Linked DNA regions of Homo sapiens: region 1 is linked to region 2. Evidence: chromatin contacts called from ENCODE Hi-C or POLR2A ChIA-PET data. All regions are on one chromosome and are shown on one strand. The core of a region is the stretch at or near the end of the contact, and the rest is flanking DNA. Distances in the headings are between cores, read along the strand shown.

Region 1 (5,573 bases), core at 338-2,837, 300 kb after region 2:
TTTACTGTGCACCAACATATTTTACACATCAGGTGGGCTGTTATGGAAATTAAGAACTCTGCACAAAATGTATTTTTTTTAAAAGTTTTATCAAGAAAGGAACATTTTCTTCTAAAAATGATTAGTACAGCTAAACAAAATAAAAATAATAATCCTATCGCACAAATTAAAAATAAAACCTGAGAAGTTTTGATCAGGCTTGCCTAAAACGAGTTGAAACCAAAGCCATTTTAAGAATCCAAAATATGAGATTAGTTTTGTTCAAAAAGAATTATCCATAAAAGTTAATAGATGTTTGCATAGTTACCATAAAATAAGAGGTAAGCCTTTATGTATTTTTACTTCATAAAGTTGAATTTCTATTAAAATCTATTACAAGAAAGGGAAAGTAACTTTCCAGTAATATTCAGATTTTTTAGTAATATTGAGCCTACATTTATGGGACATCATTTTTTAATGTTTGTCCACTGAATATTTTAAGTTATGTTTGTCATAGGAAATTAAATTTGCTTACCATTCTTAACGATAATCTCTTTCCTCATTTGGTTATACTTATCTCAATTAGTATAAGAGACTTGTTGATTTTTTTAAAAATTAAGGACATACTAAATTTCCCCGAGATAGTTATTTTGCAGTAATATAGATAAGCGACTCAGATTAACTTTAAAACAAACCACCATACATTCCATTCAATTTATTTTTGCCAGGCATTGTTTTAGCGGCTTTATACAGCCATGTACAAAATAGACAAGATTCCAGCATCATGATGCTTATTTTCTATTCTAGGACACAAAATAGAAAAAAAAATCTCAAATAGTGATAAGCGTTTTGAAGAAAAGTATATAGGACAGCCGGGTAGAGAATGACCAGGACTACCATAGCTAGGGTGGTCAAGGAAGGCCTCTCTTGAGTTTGAGTTAAGAGCTGAATGAGCATGGCAGAGAGAAACAGTTAACGTGGATACTGTTCAGGTTTCTTTCTCCCTGGGACCAAAATGTTTCGAAGTCTGCATACCTCCGTTTACCCTAACTTGTCATGAACATAAAACCTCTTATATTGCAGGCAAAAATCTGAGGTTCACAGATTAGTAGGGCAAGTAGCTGATTCCGAAGTGTGTACTTGCCTTTATGATACTGGATACACACTGGTGTTAACAAGGAGAACGATGTACGTGGCAGACGTTCGGAGAGTACTGGACATGTTGGTTCTAATTTGGGTTTATCCTGGCAGGCTCTAGGTAGAGAGGCTCAGAAAACCTGCGTCCATCCTTCCCATCTTTCCTCCCATTTCCGAAACCACGGCCCCGGTTTCGAGTCCAGAAAAAAAGGAATAAGTAGAACTCCCAAAGGACAGCTTTCCTGGCTGAACAAGATGTAAACAGTTTACGTGATTTCCAACCAAGCGCAAAAGTACAGGTGCAAAAGAAGACGGCAGACACCAAACTTCCCCTGCAGCCACGCCCTCCCCACTTTGGGAGTCTGGGTCCCCGGGAAGGAAGGCCTCCCTATTGGTGCTCAACGTGTTACGTCACTTCCGCTACCTCCACGGCAGGCGTCGCTAAATGACGTTGCCGTTTCCGGGTCACCCAGGCAGCTTGTGGCGGCGAAGCCATCGGTGTTCGCTGATGTCCAGTCTATGGAGTCAGTTGGTACCGGTGGCGGCGCGGAGGCAGAAGGCGGTGTCCGAGTAGGGGCCTCTGCCCCACCAGGATGTTACCCGGCTTGGCCGCCGCCGCGGCCCACAGATGTAGCTGGTCCTCCCTGTGCCGGCTCCGTCTGCGATGCAGGGCGGCGGCCTGTAATCCCAGCGACCGCCAGGGTGAGTGTCCCGCGCTGGCCGCTGGCTCCGTAGAAGCCGAACTGGAGGGCCAGGCTGGGCTCGGCGCCTCGCCTGGGGCAATTCGCCCACTTGCCTTTCGCCAACCTCAGAACCTTCCTTTCTGGCCTCCGCCTTTCCAGTTCAGCCTGCGCAGCCCGCGGGGGTCCTGACAGGTCTCTGACTCTGATGCCTTCTGCAGCCCTAGCATGGCCCCCGCGGGAACTTGTGGGCACCTCGCGGGCCGGATTGCACCTCTGAAGCCTACCGCTTTGTACCAAACAAAATGTTACGTGCGCATCGCGGTGTCCCGCGGTTACTCACCTCCGCGGTTGGAAATTGCGGACTCCGCAAAGTTCCAGGGTCTTTGGAGCTTTCCAGCGCACCTTCATTTAGCACTTGGTTGAGATTTTCTTGGCCTTCTTTTTCTTACTCTCCCAACTTATTTTCTTAAATTTTCTAAAAGGAAGGAGGGGTGCTACTCACTACGGATCTTTTGGAAGAAGTACGAAAGTATCCGACAATCATTGAATGAACCCAGTTTGGGTCCGAAAAACAAAGAAACTCTTCAGTTCGGCTGAGCAGTCTTTTTGGTGAAAAGGTGGCAGTTGTAGTGGTAACCCAGAAAAAAAGGTGGTTGAAGAGAATTTTCGTCTCTCTCAACATTCTTTTCTGACTCAAATTTAAATGGTTTGAGAGTTTCCAAAATAACATTGAACTAATCAGGCTTACCTTCGTTTTTGCCGTAGCTTGACACACATTGCTTGACACTGAGAACTGATAGGATCTCTGAGGGAGAAGACAGAACTAAGTCCACCCTTAACCTAATCCCTCCATTCTTGGGATGCAGAGAGTATTTACCGAAACATTCATGTTCGAAGCCAGGTGTGGTGGTGCGCTCCTGTAGTCCAGCTACTCGGGAGACTGAGGCAGGCAGATCTTTTGAGCCCAATAGTTCTAGGCTAGCCTTGGCAACATAGTGAGCTGTCTGTAAAAACATAGGTTTGAAAAAACCTGTAACATGTTCGTGACCTCCTGAAAGAAGTCGGAAGTTGCAGTCATTCGAGATTTTATGTAATATAAGCTATAGTAACTATGCTGTGGATATAAATTAGAATATATTCGTATCTTTTATTTGCAATAAATGTAAAGCTGAATCTTAGAATTTCAAACGGATAAATTTTAACAGCACTATTCCCAGGGCTTTTTTGGTAGTGATAGAAAAGTGTAACTGTTGAGTTTTTCCATATTGGCAATATACTGCCAGGTTCCCTTATGGACAGAATGAATCATCGGCTGGGTGCAGTGGCTCATGCTGCTAATCCTCAGGAAGATTGTAAACCTTAGGACGCTGAGGTGGGTGGATCGCTTCAGCCCAGGAGTTCCAAGACCAGCCCGGGCAACATGGCAAAACTGCCTCTCTACAAAAAATTAGCCTGGTTTGGTGACGCGCGCCTGTAATCCTAGCCTGTACTCAGGAGGCTGAGGTGGGAGGATCGCTTGAGCCCAGGAAATTGAGGCTGCAGTGAGCCTTGAGCATGCCAGTGCACTCCAGCCTGGGTGACAGAGTGAGACCTGTCTCAAAAAAAAAAAAAGAAAAGAAAAAGAAAAATGAATCATACGTTTATACTGTACTCCAGAATCCCCAAGTAAGTTTCTAACACAATTGTTTCTATTGACCAAGCAATTTTGGCATTTTACACTGAAATTACAGTGGCTGTTAAATTTAGTCTAAACTGCCCTTTAAGTGTTGGCAAAAAGGAGAAGAAACAGTGTAATTTGTAATCCCTCTTCTGTGTAGCTGTCATTATGTTGAAAATTATGTATTCTTTGTCTCATCTGTCTGTGAAACACAGATAATTATTACCTACCTTAGTGGTCAAAATGACTTTGCAAAGTTGTTTGGAATGTTTATTACTACAAAAAATTAAAATTTTTTTTACACTTAAAAATGCTTAGTAGGTTTTTAAAAATAACTTTGTGAAAATTTAGTTTCAGTAATGAAGCATTTCTTAAAAGGGCAACCATTATTATGGCAAAATTTAAAAATCATTTAGAAAAAGAGTACTATTTAAATTGGATGCATGTGAGAAGACTATTTGAAGAACTTTTGGAGAAAGAAAATCTAAAAACAGTTGTTTTTATTTGTCTAGAAGTAAGGTTTAGTTTATGCTTCTAAAATGCCTGTGGCTGGGAAAAGCTTATAAAGCATAAGGAGAGGAGGAAACCTTGAGGGATTGCTTGAATACTTAAAAATGAGGAATGCCTTTAAAGGCAAAATAGAAACTGTCTAAAAGAAATATGAGAGCCCTGTTTGTAATTTTGAGTTGTCTGATAGCCACATTAAAAAAAGTAAAATTAAAGATGAATTAATTTTAATATATCCTAGAATTAATTTTAATAACGAAATTTATATATTTTAATAATAAAATATATAAAATTTAATACTATTTTATTAAGTATATTCAAAATATTTCAACATGTAATCAATATCAAAATTATTGAAGTATTTTACATCATCTTTTTGTACTGTCTTTAAAACCCAGTGAGTATTTTACACTTTCAGCACATCACAGTTCAGACTAACCACGTTTTAAGTGCTCAGTAAACAGTGACTACTCAATTAGATAGTGTAGTTAGAGTTAGTATCTAAGTTATAAAGAATTTTTACAAACCAGTATACATTCCAGTAGGAAAATGGACAAAGGAATTGAATACAAAGTTCATAAAGTTGTTCAAGTGGCCAATAAAAATGCAAAAATGTTCCATACTGAAAAACAGAGACTTTAAAGGGTTTTACTTCTCACTGCCTATTTCATTTTGGCCGAATTTTTCATAATGATAATACCCCATATTGAGGGTGTGGGAAAACAGGAACTCTCTTAACTACTGATTGAAAACATAAACGGTTTATGCCCTCTGACCTAACAGTTTTTACTCAAAAGGATTTACTTTAAAGAAATAATCAAAATACATATTAAAATGTTTGCAGAAGTTTATTATAGTAATAAATTGGTAGTTCATAGTTATGGAGAGTGGGAAACTGAAATATATTATGATACCTTTATTATGGGCTGGTGATGTATACAACCATTTTTTTAAAAAATTATAATTCAGGGCTGGGTGTGTTGGCTCATGTCTGTAATCCCAACACTTTGGGAGGCCGAGGTAGGGGGATCACCTGAGGTCAGGAGTTCGAGACCAGCCTGGCCAACATGGTGAAACCCCATCTCTACCAAAAATACAAAAACTAGCTGGGCATGGTGGCGGGCGCCTGTAATCCCAGCTACTTGGGAGACTGAGGCAGGAGAATCACTTGAACCCAGGAGGTGGAGGTTGCAGTGAGCTGAGATTGCGCCACTGCACTCCAGCCTGGGCGACGAGCGAAACTCCATCTCAAAAGAAAAAAAAAAGTTATAATTTAGAAGAATAGTGACATGGAAAATACTCTTGTGTTATTAGGTAAAAACTGTAGAAAAATACAGTGAAAATATATACTGTGATATTAACAGTGAGTTTGTCTAAAAATTTTTTTATTTGTGTTTTACAAATGATCTACAGTACACATATACTTCTAAAGAATAAAAATGTTACTTAGTTTCTGTAGTAAGTATATCCTTTTTTATAAAAAGTTCTTTGGGTTAGGATAGAGCACATATTTCTTTTTTTCATGTATTTATACCTTGCCTCATTTGGCAAAAATTTGAGAGGGGAAGACACTTAAGTATACTAGATGAACACTGAAATTAATAAAAGTG
Region 2 (5,080 bases), core at 265-2,764:
GTCCCCCTGCAAGAGGCTGGCACCCACACCAACTTCCACTGCCTTTCTACCCTTCTGGTACAAACATCCAAGTATATCCTACAGTCTCTTTCTGCACTCAGCCTGTGTTGGTGGAAATTCCCAGTGGATTTGTTGCTCTGAATATCACTGCTTTTAATGTGGAAATATAAAATGGAACAGCAGGCTGGGCACGGTGGCTCATGCCTGTAATCCCAGCACTTTGGGAGGCCAAGGTGGGCAGATAACCTGAGGTCAGAAGTTCGAGACCAGCCTGGCCAACATGGTGAAACTCCATCTTTACTAAAAATACAAAAAAAAAAAAAAAAAAAAAATAGCCAGGCGTGGTGGCACACGCCTGTAATCCCATCTACTCAGGAGGCTGAGGCAGGAGAATTGCTTGAGCCCAGGAAGTGGAGGTTGCAGTGAGCTGAGATCATGCCATTGCACTCCAGCCTGGCCTACAGAGCGAGACACTGTCTTAAAAAATAAATAAAATAAACAAATGGAACAGGTACTTCCTAGAAATTTTGATCTGGTAGAACTTAGCAACGATGCTGGCAAGCCTTTAAAGATTATTGATGGACACATTTCAATTGATAACTCATTGGCCATGTGTTTATTTAAAGCCACTAGGGTTTAATGTGTTTAAAATGGTTCTTCCATTTTGATTGAGAAACGGTGTATGATAGAGGTTAAGACGCTAGGCTTTGGAGTCAACCTGCTACCACTTATCAGCTCCACAACCTAGGAACAAGCCAACAAACCTCACTGAACCAGTGTCCTTCTCTGTAAAATGCAAGGAATTAAGCTAAAATTGCTAACTGTATATTTGCTTTTGCTGTAAGTTGACACTGGTGCAGCATCTTACACATAATAGATGCTCCACAAATGTGGTGATTGTAGAAGGGATTATTGTGCTATTCACATAAACAGTAACTAAGCATTAGAAAGAAACAATTCCTTATGCATCTTATGATGTCTGTTCTTTTTACCCTATAGTGTGGAATTTGTAAAGGCCAGCTTGGAGATGCAGTGAGTGGGACGGATGTTAGGATTCGAAATGGTCTCCTGAACTGTAATGATTGCTACATGCGATCCAGAAGTAAGTACTGGGGAGAATGCCTCATGATGACCGAGTGTAATCGTATGTCTTCCATAGGACCCAATTTAGGAATTCAAATATTTTTCCCCAGCCGTTGACACTCTAATCTGAGAGAAAGGTTTCTTAACATCTAGGTTAAAAAAGAAAAGATATTTACCACTCGTTTCTTCCTGGAAGTTATTGCTACAATGTGGACCAATTCTTTTTATCCTGAAGTGCATCAGCACACCAGCAGGTCAAAACATTGCCTGAGCTCACTACAGAGATTTTGGTGTGATAGAAAGGAGATATAAGGTCTGTCAAACACTGTCACTTGTTCAGGCATGTCTTTAGACGACTGGCACCATTTGGGGATGGTTAAATGTGGAGAGCGGCTCTCCACTGTTTCTCAGATCGAGCACCAACTCATCAATGTCTCCACGCCCTACATTCAGGAGTTTCATTACGTCATATGTGTTCCCAACTGAATGGAAAGTTCCTTGAGAGACAACAATGAGGGTTCCACTTCTCTGTGGATTCTTCCCCACCTCCCACCTCTACAATATCTTAGTAACAATATGCGCTTAACAAATTATTTGCTGCCTTAGTAAGTGAGAAGCCTGCTTGCTTTCCCGTCTTGCATCCGGGCCTCCTACTGTGGAAGGTGCATGTTAGTTTGCGGGGCAGCAGGGGGTGCTGTTGCCTAGCCGCTGTTTAGAAAATCTGAAAATGGCCAGTGGCTTGCCTCGGAATGTTTCCTCATTCTCCATCATGAGTACAGTCCTTCTGGTGGGTCACCTAGACAGCAGAAGACCTTTTAGTGCAGATTCATCAGTCAGAAACTCTTTTAAAAAATTGGAGTGAAGATAGGGAGTGTGAAATTCAAGAATGACTATTTCTCAAAGTGAAGTCACGTTTTTACTGCCTTTTTACATGGATCTCAAATCTCTGCAAGACTGAAAACTTTGAGAATAAAAATTGAAGGTAATTTGTTTTATAGCTATAGATTTAGTAAATTCAGTTAAATATGCCTATTAATAAAATGGGAAATAAAAATTTAATCAAACCCAGGTAGTTTAGATTTATAATAAATATTTGACTTGAGATCAAAACAGTTCCAACTTAGAGCCGCTGCTATCAAACTGGACTATTTAGATCATGCATGATATTAGTTTTTATACTATGTATTTTATATATTAAATTATATAAATAGTATACCATATATCATAAATATATACACACAAATTAACATATATAGTACATGTATAATAGGTAATAATTATATACATTTTATTTAAACTGGACTTTTGCTTTTATATGCTAACAAGGAAAACAACTCTTTTCTCCCAGATTTCAATGCGAATTTTCCTATCGTCTTCTATAAATTATTCTTTTTCTCTACCTCAGTGAACCACAGTGAATGTAATTTATGGAACCAGAAGAGGGCACTGTTAGGTTGAAGGACTGCTCAGAAAGATTTGAAAAGTGCTGTAGATCTGAGTTTGTTTAATAATTTAAAGTGCTTGAAGGATGCCAACAGAACAACCTGAACCCCCCTCTGGGTGACAGTGACCTCTTTTCATCTAGATTTTTTTAAATTGAGAGGTTGGGTGATTCTTTGTCATTTCTTTTGGAAATTAGCTTTTTAATTCAAGACCAGGAATTTTTCTCTTAAATATACAAATATAAAGGGCATTAACTGCTTTTAATTTCAAAACCATGGAGTTCCTGTAATCAGCTGAAAAATAAGAAAGTGATTTGGAGGTAGGCCACAAAAATGATTTTTTCTTTATTTTATATGTGAAATGCAGTGTTTTACCAGGATTTACCATAGAAAACAAGGCCCATTGTTTTCTCTGCTTCTATAGACATTCAATGAATAAATAAAAGTTACAGATGCTATAATGTTAGAAAAATTGAATTGTTCAGAAAGACACCACATTAAAAGGGCAGATCTCCATTGTAATCACCTTCCAATAATTTCTTGGGGTAGGGGCAGAATATATGTTTGTACATGTGTATGCACACACTTGCACACATGTACACACAGAGATACATATAAGTATGATGTATCTACCTGGATTTGTGTTGGTTTTTATTTCACATAGGTGATGATCATATAGTCATGGTGTTCTGTACTTGGTTTTTGTTGCTGTCATTTTGAACTTAATGATATATCTTGGTAACTTTTCCAGATAACATGTTGTGTCTCCTTTTTCTTTTTAATGACTTTTAAATAGCGGCATACAATCCCATTGTGTGGACTTATAATTTAAAACTAATTCTCTATGAATGGACACTTTGGTGGTTTCCCATTTTTTAATATTATTTTTAAATGAACATCCTTGTGCATATATCTTGGTGAATATTTCAGAGCATCTCCATAGGATAGATTCTGAGCAGTAGCACAGGTGACGTAAAAGGCATGTGCTTTTTAAATTTTCAGACATCTTGCTTAATTATCATTCAGAAAAGTGCACTCTCCCTGCAAAATGTATGAGAGACCCCCTTTATTTCCTCCAAGCCTGTATCAGCTCTGGATATCATCAAACATTAAAAATTTCCACTCTGCTTGGTGGGGGAAAAAATCTCATTGCTTTGATCTGTATTTCCATAATTATGGGTTTGAACATCTTTTCATATGTTTACTCACTATTTATATTTCCTTTTCTGTAAAGTGCTTCCCTAGCCTTTGCCCATTCTTCTATTTGGCACCTGATTTGTATGAGTTCTTTGCAAATTAAAGAAATTTGCCATTTGTTATATTTGCCGCATATTGTGGTTATTAGTTTTCCCACTCTGTGATTTATTTTCATACAAAAGATTTTCATTTTATGTAATTAAATATATATATTTAATACATATAAAAGAAATATATGTTTCTTTTTTGGATTATAGGTTTCTTAGGAAAACTCTCATTTAAAGTGTATAAATAAATTTAGCTGAGATTTCTTCTAGAATTGTTTTTTTTTTTCTCCTTCACATGTAAATATGTCATAAGCAGGATTGTATTTGGGGGTAAAAAATGAGGTAGCTATCTGGCCTGATTTTTTTTCCAGTTAGCCACTTGTATGAATATCACTGAATGAATAACCCCTCTTTTTCTCACTAATTTGAAATGCCAGCTTTCTCATAAACTAAGTTCCCATATATATTTAGGTCTATTTCTGGATATTTTATTATGTTTTATTAACCTATTTATTCTCCATTACTGAATGTTTTTAATTATTGTAGCTTCATAATATGTTTTAATATTGGGTAATAAGGGTCACCTTCTTTCCAATTATTTTTTTCCAAAATTTTCCTAACTCTTCTCCCATGTTCATTTTTCCAGATAACATTAATATCTTTAGGCTAATTTCAATTAAGTTAACTCATGACAGAGAGAATGACCAGCACATCTGAGAATACTGTTTAATTCTTTGCTGATGTCCTAAGAAATAAATATACCTTAGGAATGAATAGGTAGAGGGGATTATAATTTGGATTGAGAAGTATAAATATGCTTGTATTGGTCAAATATATCCAAGATGCAATAAAAGAGTCAGAATGGGAAAAAAAAAGGCTAAAAACCATTTTTCTTTCTTTTTTAAAATTTGATTTAAATTGAGAAGAGTGGAGATGGATAGATGTGAAGGGTGGTTTACGTCATAGGCATTCTAAGTGAAACAAAATAATTTCATTTTGTGGAATAATAAAACCTGAATATATAATCCTATTTTCTCCAAGTAACTAGTCACATTTAAATGAAATTTTTCTCTTGAAGGGAAAAATAGCATACCAGCATATTAAAATGCAACTCCTAAAAGCAATGTAAACAGTTTTTAAGTTCATATGTAAATGGAAATGGACGTGCAAAACAAATTACCTGTCATACATCAAGCCGTCACATGTTTAACTTGTGCCATTTGTGCTTGGGTGTTGGATGACTGTGTCTTTGTACATGGTGTTCTGTTCCATCATTCACTCTTGTGAAACGCATTTAATGCAAACTCCCTG

What was found. Hi-C counts contacts between places; a loop is a spot of excess contacts on that map. ChIA-PET counts read pairs that join two places held with the same protein, here RNA polymerase II (POLR2A). Pooled maps may share reads with other maps.
Region 1: a pooled map shows a loop between it and region 2 (5-fold over the local background). The contact joins the promoter of SLC30A9 here to the promoter of LIMCH1-AS1 in region 2. A Hi-C loop is called at or near these places in 3 of 50 pooled maps. POLR2A ChIA-PET finds 5 or more read pairs at or near these places in 2 of 52 experiments (MCF 10A and WTC11).

The regions. Positions count from the first base shown.
Region 1 is chr4:41,988,943-41,994,515 of GRCh38, forward strand. It overlaps SLC30A9 (solute carrier family 30 member 9), which reads left to right and starts at 1,588. Exons shown (of 18, transcript NM_006345.4): 1 at 1,588-1,818. The coding sequence starts at 1,710. RefSeq lists enhancers at 1,260-1,339, 1,620-1,759 and a silencer at 1,469-1,688.
Region 2 is chr4:41,691,283-41,696,362 of GRCh38, forward strand. It overlaps LIMCH1-AS1 (LIMCH1 antisense RNA 1), which reads right to left and starts at 1,515. Exons shown (of 3, transcript XR_002959789.2): 1 at 1,260-1,515. It overlaps LIMCH1 (LIM and calponin homology domains 1), which reads left to right. Exons shown (of 32, transcript NM_001330672.2): 31 at 1,000-1,102.